3 separate regions of the Homo sapiens genome follow, and regions 2 and 3 are each linked to region 1. The links are chromatin loops, found by intact Hi-C in ENCODE. Cell type or tissue: Calu3. All regions are shown on one strand.

Region 1 (8,000 bases):
GCCTTCCACCATGATTGTGAGGCTTACCCAGGCACATGGAACTGTAAGTCTATTAAACTTCTTTCTTTTGTAAATCTCCCAGTCTTGGGTATGTCTTTATCAGCAGCATGAAAACAGACTAATACAATTTCCCTCTAAGCACTGCTCTAGTTGTATCCTGTAAATTTTATTGTGTTTTAGTTTTCATTCATCTCAAAGTATTTTCTAATTTTTCTGTGGTTTCCTCTCTGATCTATTTTTTTTTCATTTAAGAGCATGTTTTTAGATTTTCACATATTTGTAAGTTTTCCAATTTCCTTCTATTATTGATTTCTAACGTCATTCCGTTGTGTTCAGAGAACATGTAATTTCAAGCCTTTTACCTTTATTGAGACTTGTTTTATGGCCTAATATTTGGTTTATCCTGAGTAATGTTCTCTATGCACTTGAGAAGAATACACATTCTGCTGTTGTTGGGTAGAGTAGAGTGTCTTATGTCTTGTTGGTTTATGTTGTTCATGTTTTTAATTTCTTTATCTTCTACCCAGTTGTTAAAAGTAAAGTATTGAATTCTCCAACTGTTAATGTTGAATTATCTATTTCTTTTCTCAACTCAGTCAGTTTTTGCTCCATGTATTTTGGGACTCATGTTAGGCTTCTTCATTTATAAAGGATATTTTCATGGATATAGAATTCTGTGTTGATAGTTTTTTTTCTTTTATATCTTTATCAATGTTATTCCCATTGACTTCTGATTTCCATTGTTTCAAGTGAGAATTTTCATCTTTTTGAATTTTTTTGAATTTTCATCAAATTCAACTGTAATTTTCATCTTTGTTTCTCTTTATATTATGTGTCTGCAGTTACTGCATGGTGTTCACCTTTTCCACTAGAGCAGGATTTGGCAAAGCTTTCCAGGAAGGGAGATGGTGAGTATTTTAGGCTGTGTGCCATGTGGTCTTTGTTGCAACTCATCAGCTGTGCTGCTGTAGTGAGGAAACAGTCATAGACAATAAGTAAACACATGGGCATGGCATGTTCCAGTGAAATATTTACAGAATCAGACAGAAGCCTGGATTCAGTCCATGGACTGTAGCTTGCTCACTCCCGGTCTGAAGTTGCAAATGTATTTATTAGAGTTATTTAGAATTCCCTATTTGATAGTTCCAGGATGTGGATCATATCTGTATCTGGTCCCATTGATTGTTGTATGATTTGGTGGTGAGTTATTTTTTCTCTTTTTCATGTGTTTGAAAACTTTTGGTTAAAAGCTTGATATCATATGTAGCAGGGATTGGCAAACTTCTCTGCAAAGTGCCAGAGAGGGAGTATTTTAGACTTCACAGGCTATACCAACTCTATTGCAACTACTCAACTCTGTTTTATTGCAGACATAGACAAATCTTGAATGAAAAGGCTTGACTGTGTCCCAATAAACCATTACGTATGAAAACAGATGGTGGGCTGGATTTGATACACAGGCTGTAGAGACTGAGGTAAACAGTCTGTATGCCATGCAATGTGCATACCTCCTTTTCTGCTAGGCCTTTTTGCGGGGGCTTGAATCAGCCTAGAGAGGAGTTTAGTTGAGGTTTGTTGTTATGGCTACCTTCAGTGCACCACTGGCTTCAAATTCATTACTTTCTGCTTAGGGTTGGGGCTGGTTTCCTTCAACAGGTTTTCTCACTGCTCCTGTCCCACCTTCAGCTCTAGGTTTCTCTTCCCCCCGACCCCAGAGCAGTCTTGCTCCGTGCTCTTGCCCCTTCCCTAGCTGTAGACTTCTGATACTTGTCACTGGATGCCTGTTGCCTGCTGAGGTTTCTCTTTTTTTCTGTTTCAGCCTCATGTTTAGGCAGGATTTCTGTATCTGGGTCTTGGAAGTGGGGATTTCTCAGTGGTCCTGCCTCTTCTCTGGCAGTAGAGGACCTATCAAAATCTGGACCCAGAATGATTTCTTGCCCCTTTCCCAGAAGTGGAGGGTTTTATTCTGTTCCCTTCTCCAGCCACAGTGGGTCTTCATCAGTTCCCTGGCAGTGACCGGTTTTGCTGTCTTCCTCTCAGAAGCTAAAGCCTTGTCCCCTAGTGGGAGGGTTTAGGGAGGGCCCTGAGGTTTCCTGCGGCAGTGGGCTCCTTTCCAGCCTTGCATCATGGGGGACACTTTCCCTTACCTGCTGCCCTAGCCCCTCATCTCTTTTGTGAGCAATCGGTGAAGTCTGCAGAAAATACCCTGGGAGTCAGTACAAGCTCTCCTGTACCTGCAGCTTCTGCAGTCACCTATATGCACCAAAACTCTTAGCAGAAATCTTCTTAGGCCTTTCTTTGGCACAGTCTTGTCTTTCTCTTAGGCCCTGCCCTAGGGAAGCCAGGCTCGAATCCTGTGCCTTCTAGGAGGAATTTATCTTTCTTTAGATTTCAGGCTAATTGGTTGCCTTGTGACCTGAACTCTCTGATGGGTTCAAGAGGGTTATAATTTTGTAGATTGTCTGGCTTTTTCTTATTGGTAAGGCAGGAGCTTGTCATTACAGTAGTTTTCTTTCCAAGTTAAAGCTGGGTCATTTTTGATATGGAAAATGTTTAGGGAGACAGGATGGCAGTGGAGAGCTTGCAGTGACCCATGGGGATTAGTATGAAACGGGTCTGTAGCTCCTGGTCTCCAGTGTGGTCATGGCACTGCCCTGATTTGAGTTCAACAACCTGGGATGGAGGCTGAAGGTTGACTAGCAGAGCTTATTTAGACAGTGGGGATCCTGGGGGCTTCATATATCTGGGTCTGGACTTCCAGGGCAGAATGAAGCTGATCACTGCTGTAGCCAGGAGAGGTGGGTGGCCTGCTAGGGTTAGCCCGGCTCTCGTGTCTTGGCAAATCATCGTTGAGTGCATTCACATCTTCAGTGGACTAACCTTTGCTATAAATCTCATGCCTCAGGATCCAGCAGTAGCTGAGCCTTCGTGTCCTGAGGACTCTTGTTTATTGTTCAGAGAAAAGAGTTTCAGCTGCTAACACTGATGGTTTCTGTTTCAGGAAAACAATTCACGAGGGTCTTTTAAGAAAAAGTTGCCCTTAAGACACACCACAAAGAAAAAAGATATGTCAAAGAAATAGAAATTTATATATTCTGTAATAACCCAGCCATGGATGAAAATACTTGTAAGATCCTCTTGTAAACAGCTGGCATAATGTAGGCTAAATATAGTTTAAAATATGCAGAGAACACTCAGTAGGGAAAAGATCTTCCTTTCCATCCACCACCTCCTCCTTGCTCCCCATTAAAAACCCCATAATAATATCACCAGATACAAATTTTTAAAGTTTTTCATGGCTCTTTATTTGTTACCATAATTCTTTTTCCAATTATAGTTTTAAAATCAGTTTATAAAGAGTTTTCATGTATATGACTTTCTGGTGTAACATATTAGCCATAAAGAGAAGAAAAATGATATATCACAGTATTAATTGATATAATGCTTGGGAAAGTGCTTTGCAAATTGTAAAAATCTTTTGTAGGTATTAGCTTTTTTTTTTAAATTATGTATGTCAGATATTTTATAAATGAGGAAACTGAGGCATAGAGAAGGGGGTACCCTGCCCCACGAGGTCACAGGTCATTTCCCACATTGCTGATCTTGAAGCGTGCTAGCTGGCACTCGCTGACAGGCTGCATCTTCTGAGGTTCGAAGGTCCCCTCTCTGTGGGTAGGAATGGAAATCCCAACAGCTCCTTCCACAGCTTTGCGTGGTGTCTAAGATCTTTATCTCCTTGGATGTGATTTAGTCCCCCAAATAAAGCACCTGCAGCCCCCATTAAAAAGTATGGTAATTAAGATCCTATGAGATAATATGTCCTATGAGATTACCTGATAGTAAGGATTACCTAATGCCATGTGCATTGCATCTCTGTGGCCTTCCTCCCTCCTTCCCTCTCTCCGTCCCTCCATCCCTCCCTCCCCTGCCTCCCTCCCTTCCCTGCCTCCCTCCCTCTCTTCTTCCCTTCCTCCCTCCAATTGTTTATTAAGTGGACCTATGTGTGAGGACCTGAATGTTCTTCCTCTTGAAGACAAATATAGAAGGAGTCTTGACCAAAGGAGAGGTTGAGAGGAGCTCTGCTAGCTCACGGGGAGGCAGACAAGCCACACCCCAGCCCATCACCCATCACAGTGGTTGACATCTCTTAGAATTCAGACTTGATTAAAATCAGATTAAATTAACCCTGAGGGGAGGCTGGAAGGGGAAGAGATCCTCTCAGAGCTGCCTGAAGGCTACATATGGAGTGGAGGACATCTGGGCCTTGTTGGACACCAAAAGGCAAAGCCACGTGGAAGGGGAGGCAGCAGGGGCAGGGATGGGGGTGGGGGTCCACTTGGTGTGTTGGAAGCAGCAGCCTGGGACCGGGGAGACAGGAACACAAGAGGGTCAGGTGGTTCTCAGGTCCCAAGCTGGAGTGAGAGCTCTCTGGGTGGTGATCTTCATGCTGTTCTCTTCTGTGGACTGGGAGAAAAAGGTGGAGTAACCCTGGCTTACTTGGGACCCATCATACATTATGCTAATTGGGGTTTCAGCTTCAAAATTTCATTTTAATTGTTGATATTACTTCAGTCAACATCTTTCAACAATTTGTTTTGAATGTTGGGGAAATATACTTTCCATTGAATCCTGGGGAATGTTTACCTTCTGATTTTCTCCTCTTGCTGGTAACTTAAGAGAAAAGACATCATTCAGTGTGATAAATGCCAACTAGATTATCAGAGAAGCTTTTTCTGCTTTCAAGAAAAGTGGTTCCCCTAGATATTAAAATATAAAGATGCTATTTTCACCACATTGGAGCAGAAGTGCATTTGGGCCCCAGATCGCCACCTAGTGACCAGAAAAGAACCCATTGGGCATAACCAATAAGTCTGATGGGTGTCCATCCAGTTTTAGAATGTGGGTCTCTTCTCTTTTTGTTACTTGATTTTTAACTGAAGGATGCTCTTCAGGTGACAATTTGCCCCAGAAAAAAATATCAGTGGGCAAACTGTACCTCTTTTCTCCTTTCAGCCCTTCCTCTGCCCTTTCAAGTCAAAATTCTGAGTACTTTCAAAAATCACATGAAAGTCTGCAGACTTTTATTGAGCCTTCAGTTTATAAAACATACATGGAACCATCTGCCATAATAATTTAAAAATATGTGTGGATTATAAACTGCCTTTGTAGACATTTCCTTTTGATTTTTATTTTCACGGTAACAACCTTGCCAGATGGTTATTCTCAATACAGTGATTACCTGTCTTGTGCTTGGTGACAAAGGTGACAATAGAAACAGCAGAAATTGAAGCAGATTGCCTCCTCTTCCTACCTACACTCCATGGCCAGGAAAGTGGTGTGCTGGGTGCAGGGCGGGTGCCGCTCACCCGGGGCTGCCCTCTCTCTGTGGGCTTGCCTCATCATGTCAGCTCTGGGCAGCCTGGGGAGGTGACAGTGAGTTATTTTATAAGCTCACTAGTTTGTTTCCAAGTGCCCAGCAACCCTTTGGGCTCTACCCAACAGCATCATAGTCCAATTACAGCCTTCAAAGTCTCTGAGCCGTTTCTCACTATGCTGCATTACACAGGGCTGTTGAAGTTCATCAGCCAGTTTGAGGCCACCAGAAATTGAGGCCCAGCAGGCAGATTTATTTGGGAGGAGGGAATGAGCCCATTTCACACTTCACTTAAAACATGTTGCCTTTCCTGCTGAATGCTTATGGCTGTTAGTGGCCATCAATCCTACCAAATTCTGTAGAATCAGGTGCTTCAAAGTCCTGGAATTCTTGCCACTTGCAACACCTTGTTTCCGAAACATTGCAGTGCCTTCTGATATTTTGTGAGTTTGCAAGTTTCATTTTTCTGGGAGAATAAGGCAATGTTAAGTCCTTGAAGTTTAATTCAAGGCAGTAGTAAGTTTTTCTTTTACTCACTGGAAATCATTTTTGGCTATTTTGTTGAAGTTATTTTTGTTTGTTTTTGAGAATTAGGAAGCGGAGGGGTATTCAAAAAGAGGGGACACAAGAAACCAAAAAATACCAATTATTTTCACTATCATTTTTCAGTCTGCTTTACTTTGCTTCGAAGTGTTCACACTTCCAGTGGCCCCGGCACAGGAACGCACGGTCACGCTGCACAGGGCCTGTGATGCTGGCTTTAGAAACCTCCTTCTTTTGCAGTGTGTGTGCAACGCAACCGCTTCACCGCTTCTTCTCAGTTTCTTTGTGTGCTGTGAGCCTGAGAATCCGGATGCATAGCATTTTCAGGCTGGATTCTCATTCCGTAAGGCTTCATTAGATGTCTTTTTCTTTTTTTTTTTTTTTTGCATTGATTTTAGTCAATCTGGCAACTAAGGAATGGTTAAAAATGAATTTTTAACATTTTATGATCATAAATTAGCTTGGCTCTGTGAGGAACTGTTATTGATTGTCATTCAAAAAGCTACTGGCACTTGGTGACAGAGTTTAGCAGGCAGGGCAGGCCCTCGTGGAGAGTGGAGCACACAGTTGCCTGCCCGACCTGCCTTTTTGATCACATGTTCCCAGTTCAAAAGCACATCCTGGTCGTGCTGCGCGGTTCCTATAATCTTTTCCTGTCTATTTGGACAGCCTCTTTTGACTTGTGATAACAGCCTGCTCCAAGCAAAATTAATCACAATGGTTTATTTTTTAATTCTTTCTTAATATCTTTGGGTAAAGCTACAGAGATTTACTCCCCTGAACCAGGCTTCTGCTCATTTTCCCTGCTGTTTTTATGATTTTCGTTAAGACCACCCCAAGCAGAGTAGAAAATCTCTGGGTTTCGGGGCCTTCGGTTCTCTCTCACCACTCACAGAATCCTTTCGTCCCTGCTTTTCCTCTTCCTATTAGGTGGCTGGTGGATAAAACCTCTGCTTTTGATGGCTGTTATCAGTTATTGACACATAATGTGAAATTAAGTCAGTGTCAGCTTCTGAAGCTTGCCGCTCTAAGTCTTAGCTTCTGTTGTGGAATGGAAGTGGCTGCCCTCTGTGAAGAAGCCGTCAGGGCATCTGAATGTTAGTGCCATATAGGCTGGGAGGGCAGCCCTGGGCTGTAGATAAGGATGTTGGCCGTGCAGAAAATTATTTCACTGAATATGCATCTTATTTTACCCAAGGATAAGGAGAGCTGACAGAAAACCCAATGGTTAATGTTTGCTTGGTGGTTCAGGCCCTGATGTTTGTGCTTACATATCAATCAGCTTACCTAAATGCATCTCTGCAGTTTCCCAAATATTTGGTAGGTGACAACCTAGCCACTTGGTATTTCTTGTGATCCTGGAAATAACGAGTGCTTTTATTGGAGGTTTTTTTTTTTGTTCATCCATTAGTGATGTTCTGTGATCTTTTGCTTAGGTGTAAAATGATGCCTAGTACTGCAGTGTGGTGCAGAGGAGAGCAAGCACTGGGCCTGCATCCACAAGACCTGCCAGTAGCCCTGGACCTGCTGTCGAGGGGCTGTATCCACTCAGGCCCATTGCAGGGGCCCCATGTCCTCATTGGTAAGATGAGGCCAAGGAATTAGATGCTCCTTCTTGGTTCCAGCTCTTGGGAAATTTGTGAACTCCACACAGGTTCAGCCCTTCCTCTTGTCTTCTTGAGCCTGATGGGCATGAGCAGGAAGCTGCACCCCGTAGTCGCGACCCCACTCCATGTGGCTGGGCAGGTTAAAGGGGAGCCATGGGACCAGAGGCTTAGTGGTCCATTTGGGCTCTGTGGTGGGATTGACCTTGACTCACGGTGGGTGGTTGTTTGAACTCTGAATACAGACTCTTCGCCTTCAGACAGAACAAGATCCAAACAATTCTAGAAGAGTGTTCACTACATTTTTCTTTGCCTCAGATACTTTGCTTACTACTAAATGTAACTCTTTTCTGAGAATCTCAAATTTCTATTTCTTTCTTTGTTGGCCGAACTCACTCACTTCCTGTATGGCATTTGATTTAAACACAGCCTTTCTTCAGTCTCTTGGGGTGGATAATTTCAGCCTGATAAAATGATCT
Region 2 (8,000 bases), 130 kb before region 1:
AGGCATCATTGATGATGACAATATCCACTTTGCCAGAGCTAAAAGCAGCCTTGGTGACCAGGTGCTTAATGTGGCCAAATTTGTTTACTCTGGCCTTCATTTTCACCTTGTTGCCTCAGGAACCCAGCTGGCACTGCATAAAAATATGCAGGTGTCTGTCAAATGGAAAAGAGAAGAGAGCCAGTCTCATTTTTTATGTATCCTTCTCTATTTCTGATTTTTTGGGGTCTTTTCTCTTTGTAATTAGTCTAGCTAAAGGTCCATCACTTTTGTTTCTTTTTAAAAAAACAAGTTTTTTGTTTTGTTGATCCTCTGTATTATTTTAGTTGCCATTTATTTATCCTCTGATCTTTATTTTTTTCTTCTACTAGTAATTTTGGGATTGGTTTATACTTGCTTTTCTAGTTTATTGAGATGCATTGTTATATTAATTTGAAGTCTTTCTACTTCTTTGGTATAGGTATTTATTGCTATAAACTTCCCTCTTAGTACTGCCTTTGTTGTATCCCATATATTTTTGTATGTTGTATTTCCATTTTCATTTGTTTCAAGCATTTTTAAAATTTCCTTCTTAATTACTGACCCATTTGTTGTTCAGGAGCATGTTGTTTAATTTACATGTGTTTGTGTATTTTCCAATGTGTCTCTTATTATTGATTTCTAGTTTTATTCCATTATGGTCAGAAAAGATACTTGATATGATTTCTACTTTTTTGAATTTGTTTAGACTTGCTTTATGGCCCAAGACATGGCCTATTCTAGAGAATGTTCCATGTGCTGATGAAAAGAATGCATATTCTGCAGCAGTTGGGTAAAATGTTCTGTAATGTCAGTTAGGGCCATTAGATCTAGTGTGTAGTTCAACTTCACTATTTCTTTGTTGATTTTCTGTCTGGACGATTTGTCCATTACTGAAAGTGAGGTGTTGAAGTCCCCTACTATTATTGTATTGCAGTCTATTTATCCCTTTAGATCTATTAATGTTTGCTTTATATAAGACTTGAAAGCTCTGGTGTTGGACACATAGATATTCATAATTGACCCATTTATCATTATACAGTGTCTTGTCTTTTTTTTTTTTTAACAGTCTTTGATTTGTAGTCTATTTTATCTGATATAAGTGTAGCTACTCCTGCTCTTTTTTGGCCTCTGGTTGCATGAGATATCTTTTTCCATCCTTTCACTGTCAGCCTATTTGTGTCTTTATAGGTCAAGTGGGTTTCTTGTAGGCAGCATATAGTTGGGCCTTGTTTCTTAGTCCATTAAGCAACAGTATACCTTTTATTTGGAACATTGAGTCCATTTACATTCAGTATTGTCATCAGTAAGAGCTTACTGTCATTTTGTTGCTTGTTTTCTGATCCCCTCCCCTTCCCTTCCCTTCCCTCCCCCCTCCCCTCCCCCTCCCCCTCCCCTCCCCCCTCCCCTCCCCCTCCCCTCCCCCCTCCCCTCCCCCCTCCCCTCCCCCCTCCCCTCCCCTCCCCCTCCCCTCCCCTCCCCTCCCCTCCCCCCTCCCCTCCCCTCCCCCCTCCCCTCCCCTCCCCCTTCCCCTCCCCCCCTCCCCTCCCCTCCCCTCCCCTCCCTTTCCTTTCCTTTTCTTTCTTTCTGCCTTAGTGGTTAACTAATTTTCTCTGATAGTATGTTTTAATTGACTTTTATTTTTAGCAAATCTATTATAGGTTTTTGCACTGTGGTTACCATGAGGCTTATAAAAACATCTTATAACAAGTTATTTTAAAGAGATGTCAACTCATCTTAGATCACAAAGAAAAAAATAGAAATAAACAAAGAAAAACAAAAAAAAACTCTACATTTTTAACTTTATCCCTCCTCCCACATTTTGACTTCATGTTGTCTCAATTTGCATGTTTTTATATTGCCTATCTTTTAACACCTGTTAAAGATATCAACAAAAAGATTATTATTTTTGATAGATTTGTCTTTTGGACTTCATACTAGAGTTATGAGTGAATTACACACTATAATTACAGTGTTGGAGTATTCTGAGTTCGTTAATGCACTTAATTTTACTAGTGGGTTTTATAAATTCAAATGTTTTCTTTTTGCACATTAGTGTTTTTTTTTTTTCAAATGGAAGAACTTTAGCATTTCATTTAAGACTGGTGGTGGTGAATTCTCTCAGCTCTTGTTTATCCAGGAAAGATTTTCTCTCTCTTTCATATTTGAAAGATAGCTTTTCTAGATACAATATTCTTGGATGGCAGTATTTTTTTCTTTCAGCACTTTAAAATGTCATCCCACTTCTTTTTGGCCTGTATGGTTATCATTGAGAAGTCTGTTGTCAGATGAATTGAAGCTTCTTTATGTTATTTGCTTCTTTTCTCTTGCTGCTTTTAGGATATTTTTATCCTTGACTTTTTTTTTTTTTCTTGAGACAGGGTCTCACTTTGTCACCCAGGCTGGAGTCCAGTGGTGCAATCACAGGTCACTGCAGCTTCAACCTCCTTTGGCTCAGATGATTCTCCCACATCAGCATCCCAAGTAGCTGGGACCACTGGTGCACACCACCATGCCTGGCTAATTTTTGTATTTGTTTTTTTTTTTGTAGAAATGGGGTTTTACCATGTTGCCCAGGCTGGTCTCAAAATCCTGGGCTCAAGCAATCCACCCACCTTGACCTCCCAAAGTGCTGGAATTATAGGCATGAGCCATCATACCCAGCCTGTCCTTGACCTTTAGGATTTTTTATATGCCTTGGAGTAGTCTTATTTGGATACAATCCATTTCTTTGAGCTTTCTGTACCAGGATATTTATGTCTTTATCAAGTTTTGAAAAGTTTTCTATTATTTCTTTGAATAAGCTTTCTACCCCTTGCTCTTGCTCAACTCCCTCCTCAACACCAATAATTCTTAGATTTGATCTTTTGAGGTAATATTTTATATCTTGTAAGCAATCTTTATTCCTTTTCATTTTTTTCTCCTCTGTGTATTTTTAAATAGCCCATTTTGAGCTCACTGATTCTTTCCTCTGCTTGCTTCATTCTATTCTTAAGAGCCTCTAATGAATTTTTTGGTTCAGCAAATACGTTTTTCCATTCAAAGTTTTCTGTTTGATTTTAAAAAATTATTGAAATTTTGTTAAATTTCTCTGATAAACTTCTAAGCTGCTTTTGTGTGTTATCTTTGAGGTCACTGAGTTTCCTTAAAACTGCTATTTTGAATTATTGATCACAGAGTTCATATATCACTGTCTTATTATGATCAGTCACTGGTTCCTTGCTTTGTCCATTTGGGGATGTCATAGTTCTTTGCTGTTGTTTCTTATGGGTATACATCTATGCCTGTGCATTGAAGCATTAGTTATTTATTCCAGTCTTTTCTTTCTGGGTTGTTTCAGTTTTTGTTGAATATATTTGCTTAGATGTAGGGAGTGTCCAATATTTTAGCTTCCCTGGGCCACATTGGAAGAGGAAGAATTGTCTTGGGCCACACATAAAATGCCCTAACACTAACGATAGCTGATGAGCCAAAAAAATTTTGCAAAACAATCTCATACTGTTTTAAGAAAGTTTATGGATTTGTGTTGGGCCACATTCAAAGCCACCATGGGCTTCATAAGACCCACTGCCCATGTGTTGGACAAGCTTAGCTTAGAGAATCATTATAAATTTCCTGTTGATTTTATTTCCTGCTAGGTAGCTGCCTACTTTTCAGCACTAGATGGCACCTTAAGTCCAGGATTGCTTCATTTGTAGTAAGCAATCAAATTACTGCCCATCAGAATAGGGGAGGTCCCAGGGAGCATATTCTAGTGGTGTGGGAAGGTTAGCTAGGTGTTTGTCTCTAGGGGACCTGTGGAACAAACCTCCTACAACATGGTGTTGCTGAACAGCAACTCTGATTTGGTGTTTCCTCTGGCTGAGTTACAGGGTTTGCAGGGCTGGGGATGTCTCACCCTCAGTGTGAAGCCTCCACCTTATGGATCATGAGAATGGGTCACTGTGGCCCCAATATCTCAAGGTAGGACCCTGTCCCATGAGTCAGGGCTGGGTCAAATAAAGGAGCCCCCGCCTCTCAACCACACTCACCCAGGGCTTAGCCTCAGTAACAGGCATATAGGGGCAGGATGAGAAGCCCTGATGTCCTGCCTCTCCTGGGAAGACAGCCCTGCAACCATGGGCTGCACTTGTTTGCAGTCTCCACTTTGCTGATCTGGGAGAGGGTGTGCAGGTGAGGTCTTGGTTCAAATACCGCAGACTCTCACTGTTCTTACTGAATTTTAGCAGATATTCTTGAATAGATGTTGCTGAATTTTCCGTATGCCCTTAGGACCATTTCCAGAGACCTGAAGTGTTTTCCCATCCCTCAACCCCCCTAAATTTTACCAGCTCCACTGAGGAACAGGACAGCAAAGCTCTCCTGCTGTCATGCCAGAAGTGGTTCTCTGGAACCTTATTTTAGATGCAATGTTTCTCTGGTTATGATGCTTTAAAGTGAGACATGAAAATGGAAAGATCTAAACACGTTTACTAATATTAATTACTCACTGAAATAATCTATTCTAAAAACAGTGCAAGAAAATGAATGAGCAAAGCTTACAAGAGAGTCAGACCTTTTCCCCACTTGTTAATTTAACATACACTGTGGAATAACTACTTTGAGCTACAGACTGAGCATTGGCCATAAAATCATTTTCCTGACAATGTGTAGGGCAGAACCAACAGAGTGTATGCTTCATGAAGAAAGGGCTGTGAGTCCAGATTGTCATTTTTGTACACCTGACACTTAGCACAGCATGGGGAACACAGGAGAAGCTCCATAACTATTTGTTGTTAGATTTGACAGAGTCCTTGTCCTTATGAAGTGAATAACCCAGTGGGAGACAGATAAGAAAAATAACTTTGGAAAGAGGCCGAGGTGGGCAGATCACCTGAGGTCAGGAGTTCAAGACCAGCCTGGCCAACATGGGGAAACCTTGTCTCTACTAAAAATACAAAAATTAGCCAGGTGTGGTGGCGGGTGCCTGTAATCCCGGCTAGTTGGGAGGCTGAGGCAGCAGAATCGCCTGAACCCGGGAGGCGGAGGTTGCAGTGAGCCGAGATCGTGCCACTGCATTCCAGCCTGGGCAACCAGAGTGAGACTCTGTCTCAAAAAGAAAACAAAAGAAAAAAAACAAAAAACTGCAAAATAGTGATACATACAACAAAAGTATTTTGGTAGAGCCATAAACATTTCTATTTGACTATTTCTGATCCACCAAAATAGCAACTTTATATGTCCAACCCAATTTGTACAGGATTCACGAGTTGAGGGAGGGTCTAAAATAGTTTCTGAGTGGAAGCCCTGCTTTTCTGGGTTGAATATGAAGGGTCCCTAAGCACATGAAAGCTCTTTCCTAATTGGTCAGCATTGATGGCCTGAAGAGGAGAGATGGGCAATGCCTGCATGCAGATTTCATGTCCCAGCTCTTACTGGCATCTTTAATTGCTCCATGAGGATTCCACCTGGGATCCAGGTGTAAAGGGAAAGGAAGCTGGGGAAACCTGGCTGATGTTACAGGGACACACTGGGTGGGAATGGGTTGGTTTAAATGAGATGTACTCAGAGGATGAAGAGTCATTTCTGGGATTCCTTGGCAGCTGTGACTAAAAGCAAGTTTGGATATTAACTCTGTAAAGAAGAATCTTATTTTTTAAAATGTGAAATCGACTTCACTTTCAACAGACGAATATCTTCTATGCCATTAAAGCCAATTATAATATTTAATGAACTAGAATGGCAGTGATATTACTCTCATAACCCGGCTCCTGCTGAATGACTCCCTCTAGGATATTTTCTAGGGTTTTATGCCAATGAAGTTTTTGGTTTTATTTGTTGTAAATAGCAAGACTTCCATTGTTTTACCAAAAAATTTTCAGATCACTCATTTTCACTAAATTTGTAAAATAAAAACATATAGGGCATGTTTTAGTACAATATTTTGATTAAATTAATTTTCTATATTAAAAATGCTTGGTTTCCACCTTCTAGCAATTAATATTCGAAGAAACAAAACATTCGTTCTACTAGAATCAGATGCTGTGAGTTGATTTTGGTAGCTATTTGCTGCTCTGCAGACCTAATTTCAGGCTGCTGTGGTTCTCAGCAGCAATTTGATTTTGTGAATATTATCTTTTGTATTCTGAATCACATTGCTAAGCAGGGTGGTGTTGTAAAAATAAAAACATAAGGTTCTCTTGTCTGAGTCTGTGTGGGAGTCAGCGATGCTTATTTCTAGCACGAAACATTATCTGTATGGTGAATTTCCCGAATGCTGTTTGACCTTGGAGTTGTTCATTTAATGAAAAAAACTTCAATGCCTACTATGTGCCCAGACCTCTTCTAGGTAGAGACGATACAAGAGTGGTACAGAAGTGAACAACACAGGTAAGTGGTCTGGCCTACAAGGATTTCGCATTCTGGGTATTGGAGACTGATTTTAGCAGGAACTTAAAAAGATAATTTCAGGCTGTGATTAGAGCTCTGGAGTAAATAACAAAGAGATATGATAAAATGTAACCTGGGGAGTCAGGCAGTGGCTGAATGGAGGAGGGAGGAGACAACTTCAGAGCATGAGAGGGAAGACTTTTCTGAGGCCATGCCTTTAAGGTGAGGAACATAAGTAATCTTTTGGAGAGCTGGGAAAGTTGTTCTGGTACAGGGTAATATCAAGTGCAAAGGCCCTGGGGCAGTGGGCTTGTTGTATTTGAGAAACAGCAGGTGGGTGTGGCCAAAGCCTACCAAGAGATGACACTGGAGAAGACAGGAGGGTCCTGTAGTGTATGATACACAAGCAGCCATTTTTACAAACAATAACTAAGGCACCTTTCCTTTTCAGATGGTGGAATTGCACGACTTAGAGTATTCGGTACTGGACAAAAAGACTGGACTGCAACTGACCCCAAAGAACCTGCAGACCTAGTGGCCATCGCTTTTGGGGGTGTCTGTGTAGGATTTAGTAATGCTAAGTTTGGGCACCCAAACAATATAATAGGTAAGATGATATTCTTGGAGCTGGCTTATTTAGGAAGTCTGGGTACCGGCATTAAATACCCCAATATGGTCAGAGTGATTTAAAAGGAAAGGCACATCTCAAAGCACAGCAGTGGATGAGATTAATCTTCCATGTGTAGGATTTGATGCCTTTATGACATGAAATAAGTCAACATTACCAATTTTTCTACCTAATTTTGGCCTAAGTAGCTGCTTTAAAAGGAAAAGTAAAATTTAACTAACCCTATGATTGTTTGTGAATTTACTGAAACATTAACTTTAATGAAAATAACTTATGTAGCAATGCTCAGATGCATAAGATCTGTAATTTAATTACAGCAATGTATTCATCCTCATAGTTAAAATCATGCAGTTTACCATTCAACAATGTTATTTTCTGTAGGAGTTGGCGGGGCAAAGTCTATGGCGGATGGTTGGGAAACTGCAAGAAGGCTGGACCGGCCACCAATATTAGAAGTAAGAAGTTAAAAATAACTATGGTTTAAAGTTTTTCTTAAAAGTATTTTTTGGAACTTTTTCTTTTAAATAAACTTTTGCACATTTTAGAAACCTCATATGCATTGTTCTAAATGCTAATTACTATGATTTATATTTTCCAAATTTCCCACTGTTTTCATAATATCAGGGCAGAGACTCAGAAGCCCAAACATACTGGTCATTGCCAGCTACGCCAATGCATTTTTGGAACATTCCTCTGTTTCTTCAATAAAGAAACAAAAGGAGCTGCGATTTAATAATACAAAAGTTATGAATAAATGTGTTGGGAGATCTGGGGAAGAACCACTAGTTTAGCAATGTTTGATATCTGTGTATCTCAGGATTACACCACTTATGTGAACTTGTGATGGACAGGGCGCTCTAGAGTCCATGCAGCTGTTTAATTTGGCCAGTAACTAATTTGAGATAGAGAAACCAAGATGAAGTGAAACAAAAAATACAATGCCTTTCAATTTGCAAATCCCACCAAAAACTTGGTCAGAAAAGTG
Region 3 (8,000 bases), 100 kb before region 1:
AACCAGACAAAGATCCGTGAGTATGTTCCAGGCTCAGGTCCTGTGTAGGAATGGGCTGATGTTTCAGGAACTGCAAGAATGCAAGCATGGCCAGAGAGCAGGGAGGCTGGGAGGGGTGCAGAGACATGGCAGAGAGGCAGCCAGTGCCAGCTTGCATGGCCCGAGGCTCAGTGTGAGGGGTAGGTAGAGTAAGGGCAGGCCTTACTGAGGGACATCACACTGCCTTCTGACTTGTGTTTACAAAGGCTACTTTGCTTGCCATGAGGGAAGGATTGTCTCGGGGCAGGGGAGAGATGGTGGAGGCAGTGAGGAGTGAAGGGTCCGTGGTGTGGCTTTGAAGTGGAGCTGACGGATGCGCAGATGGCATAAAGGATGAGAAGACTCAAGAACGCCTCCCAGATTTTGTAGTTGAACAAATGGGGCCGGGGTGGCACCATTTTCTGAGATGGGGAAGCCTGGGTTGATCCACTGGCTATGGATAAAATCAGCAATTCTATTTGAGCCATAACAAGATAGAGGTACCTGAACAGCCCCCCTTCCCCCTTCTCTGTCTCTCTGTGTGTTTCTGTGTGTTTCTGTGTGTTTGTGTGTGTGTGGCACTCTCATTTATTGAATTGAATATTTATTACTGTGTTATAGGTATTGCATTGTGCCTTTTATGAAATGTTCTCATTGTTATCTCAATATTATTCTCATAAGAACTCTGTAACGCACGATGAGATCCATTCTAAAAATTAATCAGCTGCTGCTCAGAGAAGTGTAGCTGCTTCTCCAGACCACATGGACGGTAAGACGTAGAGCTGGGATTTGAATTCAGATTTGACCAATTCCAAAGCCTGGGGTCTTCCCGTCTGCCAGGCTGCTTCTGAGATTCACTGTGTTCTCGCTGCCTCTCGTGCAGCTCTCTATTCTGACGAAAGGCATTGTAGGATCCCAGGGAGGTGCCAGAGTGGCCTCTCTGCAGTGACTGTGGCTGTCTTGGTTCCTCTCACCCTTCTTCCAAAGCCCCCATGAGACACACCTCCCTGGTCTCCTTCAGGGACAGAAGACCCAGAGTAACTCCTGTCCCCTCTCCTCTTTTAAAACACAGTTCTGTTAATGAGGTATGCAGCTCCTTCTCTCTCACTGTGCATCTGGGGTGCATGGCTTGGGTGCTGTCCTTGGCCATGGCACTTTCGTAGATGACATTTACTCAACGTGGGGTGATGTCGTCGAGCTCCTGTAACATTAATAGGTTAAGTGGTTTGTCTCGTGGTTTTGTGTGTGTTGTGAAACCTGGCTGGGGTCTGGGTGTCGAGAAGCAGGGCCCCAGGAGGACCCTCCCTGCTGGGCCAGGCATGAAGAGTTACTACCACTGTGTCTGACTTGGGGAGCAGAGCTCCCCAGTTGTTGGCCTGACATTGGTGTGGGCAAGTGGGTAGGCAGCAGACCCCTGGCAGAGGTGAGGTTCAAGAGCTGAGTCCCAGGGCAGAGCTGGGAAGTGAGGGAGGGACACGTTTGCCCCACCTGAACTCCTTGTTGGCAGTGGACTCAGATGCTGAGCTGCTGGAACCTCTTCTGTGCTAAGTTGGGTCTGGGTTGGGAAGGGAGAGGGGGCTGCAGCTTGGAGGGGAGGGTGTGGATTAGCAGCGTTAGGTGTGGAAGGAGGCCCTATTGACAGGTTCAGGCCCCCGACCTTCTGGGGGATGGGGTGCAGGTAGGGCCCGCACCATGGTGTCTATGCTGGGAGTTTCCTGGGTGGGTGTGAAGTAGGCAGTAGGAAGGACACCAAATGAATTTGGCTTAGTGCCGGCGGGGGCGATGATCGATTCTGATGTCAGCTTAGGGGTGGCTTCCCAGCGCTGGGCCTTGGAAGGGCAGTGTACATGTGCCCTGGAGGTGGAGAGGCTGTGGGGGCTCGAGCAGAGACCCTCGTTGTGCAGCAGAGGCCCCGGGAAGCACATGGACTGGCTGGGGACCAGGGTGGCTGAAGGAGCATAACATGGAGGGTGTAGGGGCAGAGAGTGAGGAGGCTGCCAGGTGGATCCCAGAGGAAGACGAGCAGAGAGGGAGGAGGCTGCCCGGTGGATCCCAGAGGAAGACGAGCAGAGAGGGAGGAGGCTGCCCGGTGGATCCCAGAGGAAGACGAGCAGAGAGGGAGGAGGCTGCCCGGTGGATCCCAGAGGAAGACGAGCAGAGAGGGAGGAGGCTGCCAGGTGGATCCTGGAGGGAGACCGCCAGAGTGACGAGGATGGCCAGGTGGATCCCGGAGGGAGATGAGCAGAGAGTGAGGAGGCTGCCAGGTGGATCCCAGAGGGAGATGAGCAAAGAGTGACGAGGCTGGCCAGGTGGATCCCGGAGAGAGACTGCCAGAGAGTGATGAGGGTGGCCAGGTGGATCCCGGAGGGAGATGAGTAGAGAGTGATAAGGCTGCTCGGTGGATCCCAGAGGGAGATGAGCAGAGAGAGATGAGGCTGCCAGGTGGATCCTGGAGGGAGACAAGCAGAGAGTGACGAGGCTGCTGGGTGGATCCGGGAGGGAGACTGCACCCAGTGGTGTTGTCGGGAAGACGATGGTGTCCGTGGGAGGTGACAGAGCGGGACCCTGGCGAGGATCCCTTGAGTGGATGTCACCATCGTCCAAGTGAGAGATGTGGGGGGTGGGGGTGTGTGAACCAGGTAGTGGGACTGTAGTGGAGGTGTGTGCAGTGGCAGACAGGGTCCCAATCCAGGGGAAACCAGGGGTGGGAGGTGTGAAGGGACCCCAAGCTTCTTATCCTGGTGGGCTGGGGATATAGAGATGGAACGTGGACAGGGGAGCAGCTCTTCAGAGGAAGGCCAGGCCTGAGGTGCTGGGATGTCCTCGGTGAGCCTCAGCCTTGTGGGTGGGACCAGGACCCTGTCACTCAGCACAGGGTTGGGGGTTAACATCCCTTCCCAATCAGAGCTCCCCCCATTTGCTTTTCTGCACATTCTTAAACAGTAGGGCCGTGAGGATGACAGGCTTTGCTTACCTGGGACAGGTCTCAGTAGTTCTTTTCCCCCTTTGTGTCTTATCTGCAGTGGACCTGAGACTGAAGCTGTCACCAGGCCATAGTGGTTGGCCCGGCCTCTCAGGCTGCATTCACAGCAAACAGGAGAGAAGGCGGAGGGGCTCCCGCCTCCTGGCCAGGACATTCTGGTTGGAGTCTTGTAATGAAATCAGAAGTGACATGTCCATTCTTGGGGCCCCATAACTTGGCCAGCAAAGCTCCTCGGCATAGTAGGCCATTGACGCATGCTTCTTGGGGACCATGGGGAGCCTCCCTAGCATGGACACACAACCTTTGGTGCCACCTTTGCCCGTCAGCCCAGCCCCCGCACCCTGCACTTCCCTCCATGTGCAGCGCAGAGCCCTCAGCCCCAGACCCCCTCGCGCTGCACTTGCTGGCATCTTCTCCTCCCCCAGCACCTGGTCTGCCTCTCTCTGCATCCTTCCTGGACCCGCCCCTGGGTGTTCTATTGACAAAGGGGTTCCCCCCCTTTCTTATGTTTTAGGGCAGTGCTGTGCACACTGTTGAGTTTGATGAGTGTTGGCTAATTTGAACTGAATTCCCAGGTGTGTTTTTTCCTTTTTCAGATCAAACCAGTGGTGCATTGTGATATAAATGTGCCTTCCAAGTGGCAAACATATCATCGTATATCTCGACATATAAAGTGAGTATAATATTATGGGTGAAAAAATCAAACTGTGCCATAACTCCCTAAAAACAATACTTTCTATCCTGACAAATGCCCCTCAGCCCCCTTTCTGTCCCTCCTCCCCTCCCCTCCCCCTGCTCTCTTGTGCTCTCACTTCCTGACAGGTGATTTCTTTTTCCTAGACCACCTTCTCTCTGATTCAGCTGTTCATGTGCTACCTTTTCTTTCTCCTCTTGAACCCTGATTTTGGAAAAGAAAAGCAATCCAATCACCATGCCGTTGTTTGCAGAACAGTTCACCTGGGGATATGAAGATAAGAGCATCATACACACAGCTTAGTTTTAGGCTCTGAAGCTTTGTTTTGATTTTTTTTTTAATGTAGCAGTTGCAGCTGCAGCATGTTGAAGGGAAATTTAAAAGCTGTTTCCCCCGCCCCTTGACCTCTTGCTACCAAAAGGCCCTCATGGGCTACAGCACATCCAAGTCAGGTGTTGCTACAGGAACGGAGTGCATTAGAGCCTCACTGGCCGCTGCCCTGGGATGCCGCTGGCAGTGCCAGGCACCGAGGTGCTCAGTGGGAGGCACTGGGGATAGTTGTGAGCACTGTGTGCATCCACCTGCATTATGTTTTTGGGGTTGGGAAAAGACACACACTTGACTTGAACGAAACGTTGGTTTACATCCCGGCTTTTCGTCTTATCAGCTTGGGACCTGTGCCTGCTGCTTCGCTCTGAGGCTGAGGATGTCTCCCATTGTGGAAAACAGGGCTGAGAATATGCAGCACACTGTGGTGAGGGTTAGCTTCAGGAATGTTTGCAGCCAGCCCCCCAGGGCTTGTCACAGCGTAGCAGTTCTCTGAATGGCAGCTCTTCCCCCTGTCCTTTTATTGGGATGTTCTAGCATTTTAGTGATTAAAAGCCCTGACATGGATATCTTTCCATTTTACCATGTTCTAGTCTAAATGGAAGGAATTTTAGCGAGTTTCCAGAGAATGCTGAGCTCTTCATGTGGGGGTCCCAGCCTTGTGTGAGCCAGAGTCACCTCTACCACGTCCCCTCGCAGTCCCGAGAGGCAAGGGCTTGGAGGCTCATGAGGCTGGAAACTGCCTGATTCACCCGACAGATCCTCAGGCTGGGAACGAGAAAGAGGAAGGAAATGTGGCCGAGAATTCGCCAAACTTGGCCCCTTGCGCTTTTCCTGAAAATCTGTGACCATTTCTTTAAAATACTTTAAGCTTCCACAAGGGGGCCACCTAAATACACAGATCTTTCCACACCACTTTTCATGTACCTAAGAGCTGTTTTGAAATAATAAGACACAGTATTTCTGAATTTTGTTAGTGATGTCTTTCCCGCAGAACATACAGCAACCTCAGGGAACGTCGTTGGTTTGTGGGTCCTTCTTGACAAAAACGCCATCCTTAAAGCCACATTTTATGTGCGTGACCCAGGCCATCAATGATCCTCACTCACTGGACAGACATGATTATTTTTTTCAATGAGAAACCAACACAGTCTTGCAGCATTTGCCCATCCTTTGTCTTGGTGTGTTGGAATTTCCACTAGATGGACCCAAATATCCATGTGAGTGCAGAGTCCTTCCTACCACAAATAAACCTGATCGTGTTCCTCGGAGTCCTTGTCGCTATAAAAACACATAAACAGTAGTTATGACGGCTTTCAGAGGCTTAGATGCTCAGGAGAGAAAGGCGGGGTGTGACCCTTTCTGGTGAAGAGGAGAGTTGGCGAGGGAGTGAATGGCTTGTTGAGCTGTGTTCTGCAGCAGCCAGATGCTGGAGAGAGAGCCCGGGGCTCCCCTGATGGGGTCACCGGGGGATTGAGCTGGTGGTGAGTGCATGGGTTGGAAGTCACTGATTTGGAGGTTGAGGCTCAGATTGAAGCCCTGGTTCTGGCACTGATTGAGCCGTGTGGCCTGAGGTCACTTCTCTTGCCCAGTGTTCTCTCTGATGTCCCTTGTCACTTAGGAAGGGATTCACTCACTCATTCCACTTATACTGGCGTGGAAAACACCCTGAGTCAGTGAATGAGCCTTGGGAGAAAAAGCGTTTAAAAGATCTTTTGTCGTTTATTTAGAAGTGAGCTGGCAAAAGTTGTCTGGGCCCTGGAGTGGTTTTACTTGGGGACTCCCTGCCCTTTACAGGGAGCCTGAGACCAGAGGGAGAGTGGGAAGAGAAGAGCCCACCCCAGGGCTCCTCTGTGGGGAGGAGGCACGTTTGTGCCAGGCAGAACTGGAGAAGAAGGGGCCATTGGTCCTGGCCCTCATTGCGAGACTGACGTCGAAGATAGACACAGCTGGACATTAGTGAAAGCGGCAAAAACAGATTTTATTTAGTAACTACTGAGAGTTGGGGAAGGAGCTGAGTTCCACTCTGATTTGTGTGGAAGTGATTTGGGCGTTTTAAAGGGGGAATGAGATGGGAGCAAGTGGGGCCTCAGGAGAATCAGAGAAGTGGAAAAGTACAAAGAGTTGGTCAGTGAAGGTGGCCAGGCAGCTGGTCTGCAAGCTGGCAGTTCTGGAAGTTAGGATTCTGTCCTCCGCCAGAGACTGGGAGACAGGCCCTGTCCTGCCTGATGCTTGCAGTTCAAGGGAAGGATCTTAGGTGTGGGAAACGTGTCTGCATGGCAAGAGCTGCATATTTGTCAATGCTCTAAGAAGGAGAGGTCAGGGGCCTATCTCAGGTGTTGGCTGGATGAACAGTAAATGTTCCTGGCAGCCCTGGGTTTTCTCAGGTGGGTGTTTAGTGGCGGGGCTAGGGTCATCCTATGGCTGTGGCTTGATGCTGCTGGACGCATGCTAGAGTTTGGTTGTATCTCAGCGCAGGAGTTGGGACAGAGTTGTCATAGGCCAGAGTTCTGTGAAACTCAGTCCCTCCTCTTGTTCATGAAGACAAGCAGATCTATTCCTTGTAGAACAACCACCACCTGTCATAAGGGGGACTTGAGGAGAAGGGTCCAGCCGTTGCTTCCAGCTGCTGTGCATTCAGGAGGAGCTGAGAGACAGCCGAGGAGCACAACCCTCCCACGAGGGTGGTATGCATCAGGAGATGAAAGCGTGACCATCGGGATGGATACAAAGAAGCCAGAGGCCAGGCACAGTCGCTCAAGCCTGTAATCATGGCACTTTGGGAGACTGAGGCAGAAGGATCACTGGAGCCCAGGAGTTTGAGATAATCCTGGGCAACATAATGAGACCCCATCTCTTAAAAAAAAATAAAGAAACCGAGTCCCTTAAGGAGCTCCCTAAACCATCCAGTAAGTGGAGGAAATTATTTAAAGGGAGATGCAAGTCAGTGCTTTTCTGGAGGTTGTAAGCTGTGTTAGCTATTGTGTCGGATTGCCACTGCTACAGTTACTACTGTTACTGCTTGAGACCATCATTACGACAGAACAAAGGGATGAATGTAGAAATAATAACAAAAAACAAAAGGAACTGTTTTAAGGAAAGGACCAGGGGAAGAAGAGAGCCCCCTGCTTCTAGTGAGCAAAGGCAGCCCCCGCCCCCCGAGCTTCCACAGCCCTTCCTATTTATTGGGTAGAATGAGCAGGGAGAAGGAGATAACGACTGGTCAGCTGCTTAATTGATCACAGGTTCATATTATTACTAACAGGCTTCAATTATGCCTAATCACAAGAAACACTTGCGCCTGGGTCGTGACTGCCCTCAGCAGTCCTTCTGGGTGGCGTGTGCAGTTTGTCAGTTTGCCAACATTCTGCATTTATGAGAAAGTTTGCTGCTTACTCATATAGCCTCCAGTGGTATACTGAGTTGATCACGGCCCTCACTCTTTTGGCCTCCAACAAGCTATGTCTTGGGTGTGAGCCTTTGCTGTGACTGTCTCTTGACAAATTTCCTCTCGAGTGTCGTCTACAAACAGGTGGCACTGAGGACTGACTCGTGCACGAACACCTCCCTGGTTTCCAGTCAGCAGTCTGAGGCTAGTCCATTTTGTGGAGTCATTTACAAAGTTCTGACACTTCTGGAGCTAATGATGCAGCAGCTTGTCCTAAGTGGGAGACAGAATCTTCCAGTTCTTGGGGGGCTAGCTTTGCTGATCCCCTTTGTAACCTTATAGTGTATCCGTCACCATAGGCGAGGGTGCAGTGGGAGGGACAGACCACCCTACCAGGCTGGCTCCAGGCAGCAGGTCCTTCCAGAACCCACTTAAGACGGCTTCCCATCCACTAATGCTTGGTCCACAAGTCTCAGGACCAGCAGCTGGGGCAGCACTCACGTTTCTGAGTCTCCTTTGCGAAGTTTGTCACATTTAGCCATTTGAAGGTCAGCACTGGCCACGTGACAGGAGCCCATCCACTGGCTGGA

Evidence for each region. Peaks named below come from ENCODE experiments on the same cell type or tissue, not always from the same donor. Only the 100,000 strongest peaks of a DNase experiment are listed, where the experiment ranks them.
Region 2: it touches region 1 in a loop (6-fold over the local background); 4 of 110 quality-filtered maps call a loop at or near these places.
Region 3: it touches region 1 in a loop (12-fold over the local background); 27 of 110 quality-filtered maps call a loop at or near these places.

Annotation. Positions count from the first base shown.
Region 1 is chr2:3,822,999-3,830,998 of GRCh38, forward strand. The region is part of intron 10 of DCDC2C (doublecortin domain containing 2C); the gene reads left to right. Among named protein-coding and RNA genes, the nearest start is that of DCDC2C, 120 kb to the left of the region's middle. RefSeq lists an enhancer at 3,690-3,859. In Calu3, no CTCF peak of the experiment used is centred here; a DNase peak (open chromatin) is centred at 4,833.
Region 2 is chr2:3,688,879-3,696,878 of GRCh38, forward strand. ALLC (allantoicase) reads left to right here. Exons shown (of 12, transcript NM_018436.4): 8 at 6,839-6,994; 9 at 7,397-7,470. It also overlaps the pseudogene GAPDHP48. Among named protein-coding and RNA genes, the nearest start is that of DCDC2C, 11 kb to the right of the region's middle. In Calu3, a CTCF peak has its summit at 3,700 (motif pointing right); no DNase peak of the experiment used is centred here.
Region 3 is chr2:3,723,406-3,731,405 of GRCh38, forward strand. DCDC2C (doublecortin domain containing 2C) reads left to right here. Exons shown (of 11, transcript NM_001287444.2): 3 at 3,598-3,674. Among named protein-coding and RNA genes, the nearest start is that of DCDC2C, 24 kb to the left of the region's middle. RefSeq lists enhancers at 1,550-2,076, 2,077-2,602, 4,593-5,182. In Calu3, a CTCF peak has its summit at 4,906 (motif pointing right); no DNase peak of the experiment used is centred here.